4 separate regions of the Homo sapiens genome follow, and regions 1, 3 and 4 are each linked to region 2. A link is a loop called in an ENCODE intact Hi-C map of the cell type or tissue named here. Cell type or tissue: Caco-2. All regions are shown on one strand.

What was found. Peaks named below come from ENCODE experiments on the same cell type or tissue, not always from the same donor. Only the 100,000 strongest peaks of a DNase experiment are listed, where the experiment ranks them.
Region 1: it touches region 2 in a loop (4-fold over the local background); 10 of 110 quality-filtered maps call a loop at or near these places.
Region 3: it touches region 2 in a loop (26-fold over the local background); 3 of 110 quality-filtered maps call a loop at or near these places.
Region 4: a loop joins it to region 2, with 32 times the contacts of the local background. A loop is called at or near these places in 4 of 110 quality-filtered maps.

Annotation. Positions count from the first base shown.
Region 1 is chr2:126,526,315-126,531,314 of GRCh38, forward strand. No RefSeq gene overlaps it. Among named protein-coding and RNA genes, the nearest start is that of GYPC, 130 kb to the right of the region's middle. In Caco-2, a CTCF peak has its summit at 1,963 (motif pointing right); a DNase peak (open chromatin) is centred at 1,987.
Region 2 is chr2:126,631,963-126,636,962 of GRCh38, forward strand. LOC105373602 (a long non-coding RNA gene) reads right to left here and starts at 2,393. Exons shown (of 3, transcript XR_001739693.1): 1 at 2,298-2,393; 2 at 988-1,101. In Caco-2, a CTCF peak has its summit at 2,512; a DNase peak (open chromatin) is centred at 2,487.
Region 3 is chr2:126,242,650-126,247,649 of GRCh38, forward strand. No RefSeq gene overlaps it. Among named protein-coding and RNA genes, the nearest start is that of LINC01941, 130 kb to the left of the region's middle. In Caco-2, a CTCF peak has its summit at 2,514 (motif pointing right); a DNase peak (open chromatin) is centred at 2,512.
Region 4 is chr2:125,742,664-125,747,663 of GRCh38, forward strand. All of the region lies in intron 1 of LINC01889 (long intergenic non-protein coding RNA 1889), which reads left to right. The region is part of intron 2 of LOC124900611 (a long non-coding RNA gene); the gene reads right to left. Among named protein-coding and RNA genes, the nearest start is that of LINC01889, 34 kb to the left of the region's middle. In Caco-2, a CTCF peak has its summit at 3,085; a DNase peak (open chromatin) is centred at 3,068.

The DNA of each region.
Region 1 (5,000 bases), 110 kb before region 2:
AGTGGGCTCTCAAGGCACTGAGCAGCCTCATCCCCATGGTTTTGCTAAGCATGGCCCACATGGCTGTTCTCATGGTTTGAAGTCTAGTGCCTACAGCTTTTTCAGTCGGTGGTTGCATATGGCTGATGGCTCCACAATTCTGGGGTTAGGAGGGCAGCAGCCCTGCTCTCACAGCTCCACTGGGCACTGCCCTAGTATAAGTTTTCTGTAGTGGCTCCAACCCTGCAGAGGCTTCTGCCTGGGAATCCAAGCTTTCCAACACATTTTCTTAAATCTAGGTGGAAGCTGCTGAGCCTCCCCATCTCTTTCATTCTGGGTTCCTGCAGACTTGGCACCACATGGCAGCTGCCAAGGCTTAATGCTGTGCTCTCTGGAGCAGCAACCCAAGCAGTACCTGAGGCCCTTTGAACCATCTTAAACCAGAGTGGCCAGGGTGTGAGCAGCAGCCTCCTGAGGTGGGCATAGGGAAGAAGTGCTCCATGTGGGTTCCCAAAACCATTGCATTCTCCTCAGCCTCTGGGCCTGTGATGAGAGCAATAGTTTTGAAAATTTCTGAATTGCCTTCAGGGCCATTTTCCCATTGTCTTGACTATTAGCACCTGTCTCCCTTTAATCCCTGCTAACTTCTCCAGCAAGTAAGTGTTTCCCAGCACCCTTGGATTACTGAAAATGATCTTTCCTTTTCTAGCACATGGCCAGGCTGTGAATTTTCCAAATTTTTACACTCTGCCTCCCTTTTACTTGTTAATTCCAGCTTTAGGTCATTCTTTTGCTGCCATATCTGGTTGTAAACTGTTAAAAGCAGCTATGATGCTAAGAAATTTCTTTTGCCAGATACCTGAGGTCTTCAGTCTTAAGTTTACCCTAGCACAAAGCCCTGAGGCATAAATACAATGCAGCCAACTTCTTTATTACACCATAGCAAGAGTGATCTTTCCTCATTTCCATCTGAGACCTGGTCAGCATGGCCTTAACTGTGTATATTTTTGTCAATATTTTGGTTACAACCGCTAAACCACCCTCTAAAAAGTTCCAAACTTTCTTTCATCTTCCTGTCTTCTTCTGAGCCCTCCAAACTCTTCCAACTTCTGTGCCTTAGCCAGTTCCAAAGCTGCTTCCACATTTCCAGGTATGTGTATAGCAACACCCCACTCCTCAGTGCCAATTTTCTGTCTTAGCGCATTTGTGTTGTTATAAAATAGTACCGGAGGCTAGGTAATATATAAAGAAAATAGATTTATTTGACTAGTCATTCTGTAGTCTTTATAAAAAGCATGGCACCAGCATTAGCTTCTGGTGAGGACCTCAGTCCGCTTCCACTTACAGTAGAAGGCAAAATGGAGCTGGTATGTGTAAAGATCATATGGTGAGAGAGGAAGCAACAGAGACTGGGGAGGTGCCAGGCTCTTTTTAACAACCAGCTCTCCCGGAAACTAACATAGCGAGAACTCACTCACTACCACGAGGATGGCATGAAGCCATTCATGAGGGATTCACCCCCGTGACTCAAGCACCTTCCATTAAGCCCCGTCTCCAACACGGGGGATCAAATTTCAACGTGAGGTTTGGAGGGGTCAAACAACCCAAATCATAGCAGAAGCAGACCAAAGTAATCAACCTGTCTCCAGGTGCTGGCTGATTACCAGGGAATGGGGCCACATTGGAGGCTTAGTATTGGTCTTTGCGCTGGCAGATGGCACACTCAGCAATGTCCACAGCCAGTTCAGCCATGGTGAGTGGAAGTCCATATTGCTGAGCTCATGCATAACCTCCATCCCTGCCACCGTGGCCACTTGGTTCATGAACCCATTAGGCAATGATGGCCAATGGAACTGGAAAAAAAATGCTACCTAGTGGGTTCTGAGGAAAATAGCTCCTCTTTCTTGAGAGAGTTTTCAGAGGAGGACTTTTCCTTTCTTGATGTGGACCTGGAAACCTGCAGGTCTAGGAGCTTGCAACCACAAGGGGGAGCCAGGTACAGGCAAAGCAGAAAGACACCTAGCCCTCCTCACTTTACTGAGCTGCTGAATGTCCAACCCTGGGCCTAGAACTCCATGGGCACTTCGTATGAACCAATTACCACTTAAGCTAGCTGAGTTGGTTTGCAAACATACTAGCATCCTACTTAACGCAACTGCACGTGTCCTGTCCTCACCAAACTATTAGCTCTACATCATTTGTTCATTTATTTATCCATGCATTCATTCAACAAATAGATGACCTACTTTGCATCAGCTACTTAGTAAGCACTTGGAGTAGAGTCCTCAGTATTACATGGAATACATGAGCCTTCTCTTTATGCTCGGAATGTAGAAATAAGTACAAAGAATTTTTATTAAAATAAAAAAGGATGGGCTGTGCGTGGTGGTTCATGCCTGTAATCCAAACACTTTGGGAAGTTGAGGTGGGTGGTTTGCTAGAGCCCAGGAGTTCGAGATCATGCCCGGCAACATGGCAAAACCTCATCTTTACAAAAAAAATACAAAAATTAGCCAGGCATGGTGGTACACACTTGTAACTCCAGCTACTCATGAAGCTGAAGTGGGAGGATTGCTTGGGCCTGGGGAGGTCGAAGCTGCAGTGAGCCATGATCACAACACTGCACTCCAGCCTGGGCAACAGGCTGTCTCAAATTTTTTTAAATAAGTAAATAAATAAGGATGTGGAATAGTAAGACAGGTGCCATTATTAAGGTGGTATAAGATACAGAATGAAACAAGGAGAGCATTAATCAACTCTACCTTAACTGGAGAAAAGAATAGTCTTATTTTTTCCATCAACTTTTATTTTCAGTTCCAGAGTACATGTACAGGATGTGAAGGTTTGTTATATAGGTAAATGTGTGCCATGGTGATTTGTTGCAGAGATCAACCCATCGCCTAGCTATTAAGCCCAGCATCCATTAGTTATTATTCCTGATGCTCTCCCTCCCCCATCTCCCACAATAGGCCCTAAGGTGTGTTGTCCCCACCATGTGTCCATGTGTTGTCATTGTACAGCTCCTCCTTATATGTGAGAATACGCAGTGTTTGGTTTTCTGTTCCTGCATTAATTTGCTGAGGATAATAGCCTCCATCCGTGTCCCTGCAAAGGACATGATCTCATTTCTTTTTATGGCTGCATAGTATTCCATGGTGTATATGTACCATATTTTCTTTATCCAATCTATCACTGATGGGCATTTGGGTTGATCCCATGTCTTTGCTATTGTCAATGGTGCTGCAATGGACATAAGTGTGCATGTATCTTTATAATGAATGATTTCTATTCCTTTGGGTATATACCCGGTAATGGGATTGCTGGGTCAAATGGTATTTCCACTTCTACATCTTTGAGGAATCGCCACACTGTCTTCCACAATGGTTGAACTAATTTACATTCCTACCAACAGTGTAAAAGTGTTCCTTTTTCTTTGCAACATCACCAGCATCCGTTGCTTCTCTACTTTTTAATAATCACCATTCTGACTGCTGTGAGGCGATATCTCATTGTGATTTTGATATGCATTTCTCTAATGATCAGTGATGGTGAACTTTTTTTCACATGTTTGTTGACTGCATGAGTAGCTTCTTTTGAGAAGTGTCTGTTTATGTCCTTTGCCCCACTTTTTAAATAGGGTTGTTTGTTTTTTTCTTGTAAATTTGTTTAAGTTCAAGAAAGAAATTGCCTTAAAAGCCTCCACAGAAAATATCTTTTACAACAAGGAGACATTCTTTTCAGGCAGAAAGGTGGTCAAGGATACCTCAGGCAGAAAAATAAGCATGTTCAAGACTCAGAGGTATGAAATAGCAGGAAACAGCGCAAGGGATTAGATTAGTATGATTAGAATGTGTGGATATGAAAAAAAGCAACGTTGGGAGACAAAGCTGAATAACTAAGGAGGTAAGGATATGGAGGGCTTTGCATGCCACCATTAGGGAGACCCTGCAGGGTTTTAAGCAGTAATTTTCCATTTGGAAGCTGCTCACAGAGTCACCTTACCCCCAGAAAGCCTTCTATAATATTTTTCAATGAGCCCTGAAACGTACTCTATCAAATTTGGTAGCCTGCAATTCTCTGGCATAATACCAGAGTCCAACACCCAGAAAGGTCCAGATCTGGTGTACTGGTGACTCAGTTCGCTCTCTGGAGTAAGTAGGTAGTGTATTAAGCCTGGTCAATCAAAATTGAGGATCCTTGGTGACTTCAAATTTATCCAATGGCATTTGCCCTTGAAATAAATTAAGGAGACTGCTTTGATTTACTATCATAGTGAGGGTTCTTTGTGATGTAATTACAAGGAAACATGGGCAAGAAGGAAGTATTTGTTTTATTTGATGTGTTAAGTTTTACATTCACTTTATATGAACATAGCATCACCCTCCCTAGAGTTTGGCATTTGGATAACTTGTTAAATAATTAAAAGATTTTTGTTATTTCCTTTGACAGCTTCTTGATTATTTTTCTCAGGCCTGGAGGAAAGGTTAGCAAGCACCATAAAAATGTGTGCGCCCTCCATTGCAGCCAGACTGGTCTGCAAAATGCTCCCTGGATCCTCAACTTCCATTCCTGTTCCAGTGCCTTTGCTTAAGCTGTTCCCCCAAGAGTAATGCTCTTTTATCTGTATGTCCCTATGCTTTTGTTTATCAAAGTTCAAGTCCTCTTTCATGAGATCAGGTTGGAAAAAAGCCCTGGGATGGCAGTGGGAAGACCTAGTTGTGAGAAGTTTGCAGAGTCTGCACCTGAAGATAGCTGAGCCTCAGTTTCTTTAATTGTAAAATGTGCTATTACAATAGTGCAATTCAAGACACAAGTGTTGAGAAATTAATAGAGATAATTAAGATAGTGTCACTTTTGTGAGAAATTTACAGACTGAATGGGGAAAGACATACAGACTCTCACACACACGTAAGTAATTATAGCAGGTAAATATTATTGCACAATATGGGAAATTATGTCAGTAATTTCCAAAACTGCACCAAACTAATACTCTATAATTTTTTGCTCTCATAGTTTATTCA
Region 2 (5,000 bases):
ATCTTAGCGAAACACATATCAAATGAAGGACTTGTATCCAAAATATACAAAGAGCTCTTAAACTCAATGATAAGAATACAAACAACCCAATTAAAAATAAGTAGATAATCTGTACAGGTACCTAGATGTCAAATAAGTATATCAAGAGTTGTTCAACATTATATGTGTTAAGGTATTGCAAACTACAGTAACTATGTGGTACCACTATACACCTATTAGAATTTCTTTAAAAAAAAAAATTGACAATTCCAAGTGCTGCAAGGGTATAAGGCATCCTAGCAGGAATACGAAATAGTACAGCCACATTAGAAAACAGTTTGGCAGTTTCCTACAAAGCTAAACAGTCTTCTCATACAATCTAGCAATTGTACTCAGAGCATTTACCAATTTAATTGGAAGGTTATATCCACAAAAAACCTACACATGAATGTTTATAGCAGCTTTAATCATAATTGCAAAAAATTGAAAACAAATAAAATGTATATCAATAGATGATATTGAATAAACAAACTTAATATATGTCCATACAATGAAATATTATTTAGTAATTTTTAAAAATGAGCTTTTCCTCTAAGCCACAAGAGGACATGAAAGAACCTTAAATGTATATTTCTATGCATAAGAAGCCAATCTGAAAAGACTACATTCTGTATGATTCCAACTGTATGACATTCTAGAAAAAAGCAAAACTATAGAAACAACAAAAAGAGATCTATGGTTTTCAAGGACTCAGGGAAGGAGGAGGATGAATAGGTGAAACATAGGGGATTTTCAGGGCAGTGGGACTATTTTTCGTGACATTGTAATGGCAGGTACATGATATTATGCACTTGTCAAAACCCATAGACTATATAATACAAGGGGTGACCCTTCATATTGCTATGGACTTATAGTTCATAATAATGCATCTATATTGGTTTATCATAACAAATGTATCACATGAATGTTGGTAAGTCAGAGACCTCATCTAAATGCTGAGGCACTTACCAGAGCCCATCCTCTTTGCTGAGTTGTGAACTTCATTTTTCTCCCCAGCCTCAAAAGATTGTCATCATCTCTTCTCAGCTTTCTCAGCCACCATTTGTTTATGAGAAAATGCCTCTGGAGACAAAGTGATACCAAATGTCAGAACTACTTTTCTGTGCTTCTCCTTTCTATAGACTTTTAGCCCTTCAAGTCTTCCTGCCACATTAGTTCTTCTATAACCTCAAACTAATTTTCTTAATATTGTGGTCAAGTGTTTATAAATGTTCTTGGCTGCATGGTTGATGCCCTGTCCAATCCTAAAAATAAATGGAAGTAGTATAAAGAGTGAGATCAGTAGCGAATAGTCAAAAGACCATGACAGGAAGAAAATATTTGCATATGTAACAGTTAAATTGTTATACACAATATACAAATAACTACAGTAAATCAATCAGAATATAGAGAATCAACAAAAAAGAGAAGTGTGCAAAGAACCTAAACAGGTCATTCACAAACAAAGCACAAATAGGCTATATATGAATAGATCTAGTAGGTATGCAGGCTTGCTTTTCACAGGAAGGGGAGCATCACACACCGGGGACTGTTGTGGGGTGGGGGGAGCGGGGAGGGATAGCATTAGGAGATATACCTAATGCTAAATGACGAGTTAATGGGTGCAGCACACCAACAGGGCATATGTATACATATGTAACAAAACCTGCACGTTGTGCACATGTACCCTAAAACTTAAAGTATAATAATAATAAAATAAAATAAAAATAAAAATAAAAAATAAAAAAATAAAATACAAATTAAGCTAGCTATAAGATGCTATTTTTCATACATTGGATTTTTAATATTTTACAGATTAATACAATACTCTATTGACATGCGATGGTGAAATAAGGACTTTCATATTCTATGGAAGTGGGAGTGAAAATTGCCAATTAGCAAATATCTTTCTGTATTTCAAATTTATTACCCTTTCACTCAGCAATTTGATTTTTCAGAATTTGTTATTCAGAAATTTTCATAAAAGTACTCAAAGATACACTAGCTAATAAAAAAAAACTGTTGAGAGCCCACTATTTGTCAGACATTGTTCTTAGTGCTTTACATGAACAAACTCATACAATTCTCACGATGACATAGAGATGATAGATGTATGCCAGTCTGAATGGTAGTTGAGGGAGGAAACTAAGGCTAGAATTGAAATAGACTGAATTGCTATAAACTATAGAAGAGTTTACTGTTGTCTCAAACACTCATTAGTAGAGGTAAAATTAAAAGAACAGGAGAGAGAGAGATTGAGAGAGAATGGCTGAATGTACCAGGCTTGGTTTTGGCGGGTAGAAACAGATCAGAAAGTGTTGCCCAGATGTATCAAGGGGCTGTGACATGGAACCAGGTGGAGACGGCCACAGGGCTGAGCTGGTCGTGTCCCTAAAATGAAATAACCATGGGAGAAGATTTAATTGCTTCCATACCAAGTATTTTTAATCACCTGCCACTTCCCTGTGCTCCACAGCGCCGACTGCTGTGGGGTCTGAAGAAAAAGTACAAAACGGAGTCTCTTTACCTAAGATCTAGACATCTTTATAGGAACACCGTGGACTCCGTTCCAGTCTCCCAATGGAGCCCTGCCGAGGCATCCAGGAAACATCTATAGCACTGTGTGGGATTTACTGTAAAGTTATTATCTCCACTGCTTGACGCTATTCTTCCTGAAGGCAATTCTGCATCTGATTGACCTCTGTGTCCTCCACACTTAGCACAGTGTCGGGCACACGTGGACTGTAGGTGAATGGCTGTTGAATACATAAATGATTGGAACCACAGATGGATGAATAGATGAGTGGGTAGGTGTATAGGGAGATAAACAATAGTTCATATTTAGTATTAACCCTTTTCTTATTATATGTAGATGAGAGGGTTGCACTCAATGATGTCTAAATATCTACTATTCTGCAAATATTTCTATATTCTGATCTAGCTTATTACCATCCTTCAAGATTCCAGTTTGCGAAATTTATTTTCACCCTTCAAGCTGCATCAATATAGAGAGAACTATGATTTAAAATGGTACTGTTTTTCTTTAACTGCATTTTCTCCTTTCCAAGCAGAAAAGCCTTTCATACCTATTGTTTCATGTTTCTGAGAAAACAAACACTAACAGCTTCAGGACTGAATATCAAAATATCTGTCCACTGTCATATTTATTCTTATACCAAAAGAAAATCTATTTCATGTTTTTTTTTATTGTTGCCATGCACAATAAAATTCTGATGTTTCAGATGGTCATCATTTCCAACAATTCTTGACAAAGTCAGACACAGCTGAGTCAAGGCATCAAGCTGGCATAGTAAGAGCCATCCAAGCTTCCAGGAGCATGGCCCAAGCTGGAGAAACAGTGGCTTCCTGCACATGCTCTTCCTATGAGGGAGAGCTGGAGGGCAAGAGGCTGAACCTAGCCATCTAGCACATTCCAAACTGTGCTGGGATACACTCAGGTCATGTTCACTCACATTCCCCCAGCCAAAGCAAATCCCAGAGGACTAGGGTAAGGCAGTGCACTGGGCTCATGCTGGGGAAGGGAAGAGTAAATATTTGTTGCACAACAGTACAAGCTATCCCAGGGGACCATTCAGCAGTGAACCCTCAAGACTCCTGCTGCTTCCTCACAGTCTGCTGGAACTCTGCCTGCTTTGTTTCCATTGGTGACTTTACCACTAATAAGTGAAGATACGAGGTAAAAACAGTCACCACTTATTGGGCACCTACTATTCCCCAGTCAATATATATATATATATATATATGGGGATTTACAGGGGTGAGGCACAGTGTCTAGCTTTATTATTTTTAATCCTCTCCATAAATCTGCAAGGTGAAAGTGATGCATGCATTACATAAAAGAAAGCTACAGATCAAGGAGAGAAACTAAGTAGTCCAGTGTCAGTAAGTGAGTCAATGCCTAAGACAGATGTCAAGTCTAGTTCTACCGGCCCATGTAATCAACCATGAGCTCCTTCCTGTTTCTTTTGATACTCAGCCTCATAGGTCATCCTATCTGATTTCTTTATCTATGCCAATAGAGACCACAATGAAATACTCCTATATACCAGACAGAATAACTTAATTTATAACACTCAAAATACCAAGTGTTTGGAAGAAGTAGAATATTGAGAAATTTATATACTGCTGGTGCCCATGGAAATTGGCACTTTGGGAAAAAGTTTACATTATCTAACAAAGTCGAATGCATACTCTATGAAGCAGCAAGTCCACTTTTTTGTGCATAGTGTGAAGTGTGTGTGTGTGTGTGTGTACATAATGTATAAGTGTCTGTGTATATTATGTACATTGTGTATGTGTCTATACATAGAGTATGTGTAGTATCTGTATATATTATGTATATAATGTGTATACATAATATGTATAGTATGCACATATATTATATATAGTATGTATATATAATGTATAGTGTGTGCATGTGTGTATATATCTGTGTAAATACATATCCAACAGAAATGTGTGTACCTGAACACCAGGGTACATGTACATGCACAAGAATTTTCATAGCAACATTACTTATAATTGCCCCAAACTGGATATAATCCAATGTCCATTGGTGGCAGAATAGATCAAATTAATTCTAATATATTTGTATATTAGGATACAATGAAAATGAATGAACTACAGCTACGGATAACAACAAAGTGAATTAATTTTATGGACATAAGTTGAGTGAGAAAAGCCAGACTCCAATAAGTAGACACTATATGATTCCACTTATGTAATGTTCAAAAAGCAAAGAAAACCATATTCTTCCTTAGGCGAAACTTGAAAAAGAAAAACGAAGGCCAGGCAAGGTGGCTCACGCCTGTAATCTCAGCAATTTGGGATGCCGAGGCGGGCGGATCACGAGGTCAGGAAATTGAGACTATCCTGGCCAACATGGTGAAACCCTGTCTATACTAAAAATACAAAAATTAGCTGGGTGTGGTGGCATGAGCCTGTAGTCTCAGCTACTCGGG
Region 3 (5,000 bases), 390 kb before region 2:
ATTATTGAACAACAACAAAAAGCACATATCAAAAACATCTATGATGGTTTCAAGGAATAATGTGTCATCAGGTCAATGCTTATTGATCTCTCAAGGTTGGATACTTAATGAGACTGGTTATGTGACAGATGATACAGAATGAGGCCTTTGTGCAGAAATCTTTACAACTGCAGTTCTTTTTTCTATTGTACACTGGAGGAGATTACAAAGTATATTCAGTCTCAAGACTTGATGCTTATCCAGGGGGACACTGGATTGTGGCAACTGGGGTCCCTGGGGCTGGAATAGATTATGGGTGAAGTTAATTTGTGGTGCTCAATACAGAAGTAACCCACAGGACCACAGTGAGAAGAAAGGAAGAAATGAACCCTGACGGAGGCAGGAGTGAGATAAACATGAGTGTGAGTGTTTCACTGTAGAGTGGAGACATCACTCTGAGAATGTCACTTACGTGTGTCAGGGGCTTTAGCCTAAAATCACTTTAGAGCGATTTTTCTCTTACTACAGGTTTTCCTCTATGTTGGGGTGAGGGTGGGGTTCAGTGATATTGAATCTCACTCACAGAGCTCCTACTCCAAGATGGTAGAATAGTGATCTTTTAGAAAACTCAGAATTCTGGATTCTGCAGAATTCTCTCCCAGATGCTACTTGTTAACAGAATTCTATTTTCCCTTTTGGCGGCACAAAACTCCTCTTCATTGCACTGAATCCCTTGTAGTATGATGTGAATGTGTAACCAAACTGTCTTTAAACAAATGTGAATGTGAATGATACTTGCCAATTCCAGGCATGGCTCTTAAGAAACCTTACACAGATGTGTCTTTATGCCCCTTTTCCCTTCCGAAGGTGGGATGGCAACACAGACGATGCCCCAGGAGGAGGGGAAGTCACCAGCTGGAGCAGTCCTGAGTCCCTGAGTTCCTGAGTGGAGTAGAGGCACCCACCAACCAGGAAAATCCATTCTGGACAATTATCTGAGGAAAAAATAGACTTCTATTGCATTTGAGCAGTAGTACCTCAGGGCTGATTTCTTCCAGCAGCCATCCTACTGTGCTGGTGATGCTTTGATTGCCTCTTGGATAGACCTGAACCTTTCCTGCCTTGCTCTTTGTCCGGAGAGGCTGATCTCCATGCACTGCATCAGGTGCACCCCCTTGCCTTCCAGCTTTTGGTTGGCTATAGATAACAAGATGTAGCACTGCAGATGAGAAGATGGGAGGAGCCTGTGGGAGATGAGCAGAGAGCAGAAAGGAGGGGGAATCTGTGTATCCACATGTTCCCTCATGGCTTCTCTGGGCAGTTTCTCTAACACAGCTACAACTGTCACCAGTGCTGGTGACATGACCCTTCCCATTCTCCTTCAGACCAAGAGTAGGAACAGCTTCCCACTGTCACTACTCTCTGGTTGTTTTGCCATCTATTATTTCCTTAGCTCCACCTGCATCTTTGGGTCTTTCCAAAGACTCTATTCCATTTCAGGTAAATGGGACTTTCCTTACAAATCTATTTAATTAAAAGCTGTGTTGATCATGTCATGTATTCCTTCTGCAACTCTGGAGGATACAGACACCATAACCAACCTTCTATCTAACCATACCCTTATCCAGCCTCCAACCCTTTGTACTGTTGGTTTCAAAGAAATAGCACAAGCACATTCCCCAGGCTCCCATCCTCACCTTAGAAATGGGAAATAAGCACCCAGAGAAGGAAAGGGACTTTCCAAAGGCTTCATCATTTTCAGGAGAGAACCAGGGCTTTGGTTGAGAAGAAATGAACTTCAAGGGGAAAGCTTTCTAAAGAATAGGTCTGGAACTGGAAACATGACAGTTCCGTCTCCACTGCCAAGGAGGAGTCACATTGGAAAACATTCCTTGGGATCTGCCCTTAGCTAGTTAGGGATTAGGGTTGGCAAGAAAAGTGTGTTGGGACATTCACCCCAAACCCAGGAACCTGAGACTCCTGTTCTGAATCCACAAGAATTCCCCAGAGCCACGGCCCCCTGCATTGATCTCCTGTGGCCGGTATCCCTGAAAGCAGCATGCCAGGTTGGCCAACACCTCTTCTAGTGAGAATACCCAATTCACATTTATGAAAATAGAGACACTGCTGTCCTCATCAGCAGTGAACTTCATGATTCAATCTGCTTTGGGTAAATATGCTACTCACAAAGGCAATCTGAGTTAGCTGGGAGGGAAGAGAGGCAGAGGTGCAGGGAATCGCATCCCTCTTGGAGAACTGCAAGCAGATAGGAAAGCATGGGATGGAGGTGGGAAACTCATCCTGTAATTCTCAAAGGAACTGTGTTGCATTTTCTCCCTTGGCCTACCTCATCACCAGCTTTACATCTCAGGGGTCCTGGGGCATTGGAGCGCTAACATGGTCCCTAAGGAGACTTCCAGTGCCTTCTCTTTTAAGTAACTCATTTTTCTAGTCCTGCCTCCCTGGTATCTTCCAAACAGCACTCAAAGTAACTCCTGCAGGAGGCGCTGTGGGATCTTTGAAGGCAGGGCCTGTAACTAAAGAGACTTTTACCTCCAGCACCACTTTGTGGCCTGGCAGATAGCAGGTGCTCATGGAAGGTTTGTCCATTTCATGAAGGGAGGTGAGCATGCCCAAAGCATCACGAGGCAGGAGCTATTTTTTAGCACATATTTTCCTCAAATTACAAGTTTTAAAATTTAAAATTTGCCTATCTTGAAGGCCACATTTAGAAAACCCCTTAAGAAAAAGAAAGATCAAATACCCTTTCCCAGGAGATTTAATGCTTTAATAAAGTATAAATTCAAATGCATTAATAGGGAACAAAACTGCAGTAATTTTTCTGGTGAGTCAAGTTGTGAAAAATTGTATTACAGCTAATATGCCAATTAATTCATCATTGGGTCAATTATCAGGTATTTCTTTATTCTTATTTGATATCTGGAGGTGCCCTGAAACTATAAATTCCCTGCATCTTTATTAGATTGTCAGATAACTCCGAGTGTCCCACCCCACCCGAATCCCTGTCCCTCCCAATCATGCCTACAAAATTTTTTATTTCTAAATCTTCACAAGACTCTGAATTGCCTAAGCTTCACAGCAAACCTCAGCAATCTGTGTGTGTGTGTGTGTGTGTGCGCGCGCGCGCGCGCGCGCGCGCGCACGCAAAACTTATCTTCTCTGACCTCTTAGCTTATTCCAAGCTTCAATCTAAGCATCTAATCAAACAGTTGTCCCTCTCTATTAGCCCCTTCTTCTTCTGCGGCTCACCTGTTTATCTTCTCGTCTCTCTGGAATAGCTCTTGGAAAGGGTTCCAATTCAATCTCATCAGAGGTTCAAGTAATATTTTTCCAGCTGAATTTATAATAGATGTCCTACTTTTCTAAATAGAATGTGGGTAACAGAGAGAGTGAGAGAGAGAGAGAGAGAGAGAGAGAGAGAGAGAGAGAGAGAGTGTGTGTGTTTTGTTGTTGTCATTGGAAAGAAAAATAAGATTTAGAATACAATTTTAGAACTGAAATAGAGCTAAAGGACCAGGGAATCCAGGTCCCTACTGGATAAGTAAGCCAGGACGCAGAGAGGTTCAGTGATGCAGTATGCTCACACCTCACGTTACTGCACATTTAAGATTATACTGAGATTTGATAGCGATTATGTTGAGTCCATAGGTCAATTACATATTAACAACCTTAAGTCAGCTGACTCATGACTGTAAAATATCTTTTTATTCATTTAGGTTTTTTATAATTTTTTTCAGCAACATTTTATATTTTTCAGTATATTGTTCTTGCACATATTTTGTTATATTCATCCCTAAGTATTTTGCATTTTTATTGCTATTACAAATTATATTATTATTTTTAGGTTTTATTTCCAGTTATTCACTGTACATATGTATAATTTCAATTAATTTTATATACTGAACTTTTACCCTGCAACCTTGCTAAGCTCACTTACTATTTCTAGTAACTTTTTTGTATTTTTTACATAGACTATAAATAAAGATAATTTTACTTCTTGCTTTCCAAACTGTATTCCCATTATTATTATTATGGGCCTAATTTCATTTATTTCCTGACTTCATGCAGGTGATTTTTAACACATATTTGTAGACTTTTAGATTTTTTTAAATATGTGATTATGTTTTAAATTCATAGCACTGTACAAATACATATTATTGTTGCCTTTATCAAAATAAATAAACTAGGACTCACATTTTATACTGATTTAGTATTAATTCATGTTTCATTTTTCCAAAAGCTACACATAATCATTAAAGCCCTATTCCACATGACCCTACCATGCTACAAACACAGTTAGCCCTAGTGGTCTATGACGTATCCTTTCCCCTCTGAAATATGAAGTACCCTCTTACTGCTACAACATTAACATTCACGCCCTCGCAGAATCCTTCATTCCCTATCTCCTTCCTTCTCTCCATCCTCTCTTTTTTCCACACATGTATACAGGGCACCTGCTCCTACCACACAGCAAGCAAATCAGCCCTTGGGAATAAATAAAACCCATGCTAGCTGCCCTCAAGTTGCTCCACAGCTAGTATAGAGATTGTATATTACTGAGGCGATTTCCGGAGACACACGTACGATGTAGTGGGTGTAGAGAGGAAGGTGTGTGCATACCTGCAGAGGGCAGTCAGAACCGACCTCCTACAACTAGGGAAGAAAATGTGCAAAGAGGTCAAAAAAAGAAAAAAATCCCCCTTTATTACTGTGCTTCAAGGAAATTTTCAATGTCAAGTAGAGAGTGATGAGAAATATGTTTGGATGATGTGTTAGTCATGATTCAGACAGAAAAATGGAAATGACTCTAGGTGTTTCAAACAAAAATAATTTAATGCAGGGAATTAGTTACAGAGGGACAGCAGAACTTAGCAGCTTCACAGAGAATGGTGAAGCCTTCTTGGGCTTAGCAAGCAGCAGGAACCTCTGGTACTCTAGGGTTGGAGGGATCAGACAAGAATGCTGCTAGCAGGATTCAAGAGCCAGGGCTGCCCAGAATG
Region 4 (5,000 bases), 890 kb before region 2:
ACAAAATGAAGGAGAAAAATCGCCTCAATACATACAGAAAATCAAGTGATGAAATTAAAAAGTCATCAATGATAAAATCTCCTAGAATCCTGGGGATAAAAGGGCTCTTCTTTGACACACTAAAGAATATTTCCTAAACACCTCCAGCATGCATCATACTTCATGGTGAAATATTAGAAGCATTCCCTCTGAGACTGGGAACTAGATAAAATGCTTACTGTGAACTGTCAAAGTGGAAAGGCAAAAAGAAAAACAGTTGAAAAGTATTAAGAATTAGGTCATTAATTATCCCATTCTATTCAGGTTTCTAGATATATGAAGAGTCATGATAAAGAAATATAAAAAGTGGTAAAGTGATGCATCACTGTGTATATAGGCTGCAGAACGGAGGAAGGGATTCCATGTGATGGTGATGAAAGGGAGAGAGTGGAGGAGAATCAATGAGGCAGCTGGAGACACAGAAGACAAAGATCAGAACATTGAATATTAGAGCAAAGTTTTAGAGATGCATTGCTTTTTGCCAGGTGAGCATTGTATTCACAGGCTAATAGGTGCCCTACCTAGGAAGATTTATGGATTCGAGGAGCTCAAGAATCTTTATGGTTAGGCATTTATTCAGTTCACCCATATGGATTTTGGAGTTGCCCTTTAAAATAACAGGAGTTTGAGAGAAAAGGAAGACTGTGGCAAATTCAAGTTTTCTGAGAAATGTGGGAAGAACTAAAAGTTCAGTACACAATTGTTCACAAGGAGACATAATAATTGCAATAGCTAAGTGAACTTAAAAAATAATTTACATTGTTTGTTTTATTTCAATAGTTTTGGGGGAATCTGCTTGATTATACAGATAAGCTCTTTAGCGGTGATTTCTTATATTTGGTGCACCCGTTACCCAAGCAGTGTACACATATCCAATGTATATTCTTTCATTCCTCAACCCCCCTCCCACCCTTCCCCTTGAGCCACCAAAATCCATCGTGTCATTCTTATGCCTTTGCATCCTCATAGCTCAGCTCTCATTTTAGTTTTAGTTTTTGAATATGTAAAACATGTATATAGTTCTAAAGTAAAGATTATATACACAGCTATACTCAGAAAATTTGTATATCCATTTCTTTCTTTTTCTTCTTCTTCTTTCTTTCTTTTTTTTTTTTTTTTTTTTTTTTTTTTTGAGACAGGGTCTGGCTCTATCACCCAGACTGCAGTGCAGTGGCATGATTTTGGCTCACTGTAACCTCTGCCTCCTGGGCTCAAGCCATCTTCCCACCTCAGCCTCCTGAGTAGCTGGGACGATGGTGTGGACCACCATGCCCCACTATTTTTTTTTTTATTTTTCTTAGATATGGGATTTGACCATGTTGCCTAGACTGGGCTCAAACTCCCAAGCTCAAGATATCTACTTACCTCAGCCTCCCAAAGTGCTGGGATTACAGGTGTGAGCCACCACACTCAGCTTCCATTCCTATCCAACTTTTTTCTCACAAGTAATTGTTATCTTCAGATTCTGGTATATACTTCCTGTATTTCTTTTTGCAAGAAAGCATGTAAAATACCTACATGTATACAAACATGTAAGTATATATCCTCAGTGCTCCTTCCTTTTTACATAGAGGTAGAGTTACTTACAATACGTAGTAATGTCTACTTGCTTTTTTCACTTCATGATACATCCAGTAAATCACACTATATTATTTGATAGAAATAAATCTTATTTCATAGTTGAAAATTACTCTTTTTTTTAATGACACACAATTTATTCAACCAGTAACCTATGGATGAACATTAAGGTTGTGTCTAATACGACACTATTGCTACAATGCTGCAATGGATAAGCTTATAATTATTTAACTGCCTTTCTTACCTCTGTCCACTTGTCACTCTGTGATGACAATAAAGCATCAGTTGCCTGTAATATAACTAGAGAAATCTGAAGAACCTTAGAGAAAATGGTCATTAGGAAGAGCTGTCCTGAATGATTGAGAGAATATTCATTGGACACCTAGCTGTTTTGTACCTGAGGTTGATAATGTGATATTTCTCAAGAAGCCCCAAATGGCTTTGGACCAGTTTATAATAAATGTGCTTTCCTTCAGTCATTTCAACCTGTTCCCTGGGATCATGTCAGGAGTGTGAGCTGTGCTGACCTGTATAAAGAGACATCACAACAGGTCAACAGAGATGAAACAGAGCTGAAGAAACAAGCTAGAGATGATGAATAGAATCAGCCTACACCCAGTGCTCACCCCGAGACAGGCTACAGCCAAGAAATCTCCATCACAAACCCAGTAAGTGCCAGGACCTTCCTCAGAAAGGGCAGCCTCCCAGTAATCAGAAAGATATGCAAGGCTGCATCCTACCTGTCGCAAACCACCCAACAGAAGTAGTGTGCTACCAGGCAGAGGCTGGGGGCCTCTTGAGAGTGTGTCACTGGCAATGGGTGGGTGTCTAGGAAAGCCAGGATTTTGCGTAACAGGGCAACGAGCATCAGGCTCTATTGGCCACTCATGTAGAGTATGGCGCTAGCCATTCCAGCCTTCCAAAACAGTGGAAGCCCCAGCGGATTCAGGAAGATTCTGGAAGAACCATGATTACTCAGCTCTGGTGTCTACAGTTCAGCTTTAAGACTTTAGGCTTAAGACTCCTACTAACAACAAAGGTCCTCTGTCATAGCTGATCTAGAGCACTGAGCAGAAAAAGGAATTGTAGAATGCCTTGTGTGGGTGTGGTGACATTGAAAAGGCAAAAGTATATCAGCTGGGGTTCAAGGACAGAACAAACATAGTGAAAGCAAGGAAGACAGAGATAAATTTCCAAGTTGCTGAGCTGAGATTCCTTCATTTGTCTTTGGCTTGCAGTGGTTGGGCAGCGCTCCATACACTAGGAATATAATGAGTATTTCTGCTTGTTAGAATTAGAGGGACCGAAGGACAGGAAGAAAGGATCAATGTTAGAAAAGCAATCATGAGTTACAGAGCAGCAGACTAGAGACCAATGTGACCACAGCAGGGACAAAGCAAGTTTCCAGCAGAGGGCAGAATTAACCAGGATATCTGGATGCTGAGGCCATGGGAGGCAAGTCCAGCATGAGGAGTGAGCTGTTTAGAACCTGAAAGTAGAAGTGGATGGGCCCATTCACAACGCATGCAAGTGTTGACAGGACTGAAGTGCACAAATGCAGAGGCAGAGTTCAGAGCAGATCAGTATGGACCGTAAGTATTTCCCTGACTTTTATTTTTTCACAGGCATTAGGAATGAGGTGGCCTCTTGGGGTGCACATCTCCATTTGGGAGTTAGAGTTGAATAGGGCATAATTGTCTGTCTTCTCTTGTTTTTTTGTTTTGTTTTGTTTTGTTTTGTTTCCTTGATTCTTAGCCTATTAATGGGGAAGAGACAGTCTGAATGCTTCCTTTAACCAATGACTCAGGAATGATGCCTTTGTGCATCACCTCCTCCTGTTTTTAATAAGGCCATTGGTCCAGACCAGGAGACTGAACAGTGTAGGTCCCCATGGATTTCTTTCAACTAAAACTTTGTATTTTTAAAAAGCTTAATTGCGATCTTTTGAAGTGCCCAATTAAAGATTTAAAGAAATAATGAATATCCTGAGGTGGTCTGTCTGCCCTGGGGTTCCTCTGCAAATGAGGGACACATGTTTCTATTCAATTACAGGAAACATTTTAAAACTGGCTCTTTTATTTCCTGCTCCTCATCTCCAGTTCAATTTTTCTCTTCCATCATTTTCTGCCCTTTCACCCTGCAGCTCTGAAGTTTGCTCTGACCAGCACTAGACCACTGCTTCCTCCTTTTGTTCTCTAAGAAACAACTGAGCCTTTGCTGGCGGAACAAACAAACAGCAGCATTCTTCAGTCCAGGGGTATTTTGAATCCTCCAGAAAAAAGCTGGTGTGGTTACCCGTGAGCTGACTCAGGACATCTGCAAGACAGAGGTTTTACACAGCCAATCCATTTGAAGTGGTTTACATCAAGTGTCACCATTCCAATGATTAATTTTAGTCCTGAGGGTTTAAAATGTAATTGGGGGGTTAACCTTCCATCCAGCCCTGCACTTGGTACAGAGTGGGCAGACTCCTTTTTTGCTCAGTGGTGGTTCTATGCTGGGCTTGACACCAGGCTCTGTTCCCTGTCGCCAGCCATACAGCAAGTCCCTTGAGATCAGGTCCTATGCATTCACACATTCATTAACTTTTGCTGTCTGCAAACACTTACTGAGTGCCTCCATGTGCTGGGTACTCTGTCAGGTGCTGGGGATTACCCGAAAAAGCCATTACCAAAGGAGGTATGGTTCTTACCCACATGGAGCTGTACAGACTTCTGGGAAAAGAGACAGTCAACTGTTCTATAAATGTCTAACTATAACACTGTGAGCACACAGTGCTATGAGTGTACAGTTTGATGTATTTGGGAGGTCAAAACATTCCTATGAAGTAGCAATTTATCCAAGGTCTACATGTTAAGTAGGAATTAACTTGGTAAAAGAGAGGGTGGGGATAGCACTGGAGGGAGAAAGAGCAGCAAGTGGGAAGGCCTATGGTGGGATGACTCATGCACTCCAAATGTTTCTCAACAGAGACATTATTGGGTGGAATTGTTACCTACATAGAAAAATATTTGGCATTTTTACCTTCATCTGAGAAAGGCTAGGATCTGGGTCCCAACTTCTACCCTGCTTCTTATGACAACAAAATGATTCCCACATTTTGAAGCATCTCCAAGACAGCTTTATACCTCCAGTTAGGAACCACTACATTGGGCTCTAAAAAGCCCTTTGTCTTTGAAGGTGACTGGCAGGATTGTAAAAAAGGAATTGGTATGAAATAACTTGGAAAGAATGGTGGTACCCAGATCTCTTAGCCCTCTTAGGGAGTGGATAAGTAGGTCAGTTCTTCAGAAATTGATTCCTAGAGTCAATTCTTCTAAACCGGTGAGCCACTTACCTCACAACCAGTTGGACTGATCACTGAGAGTTTTAGTCTTGCCCCT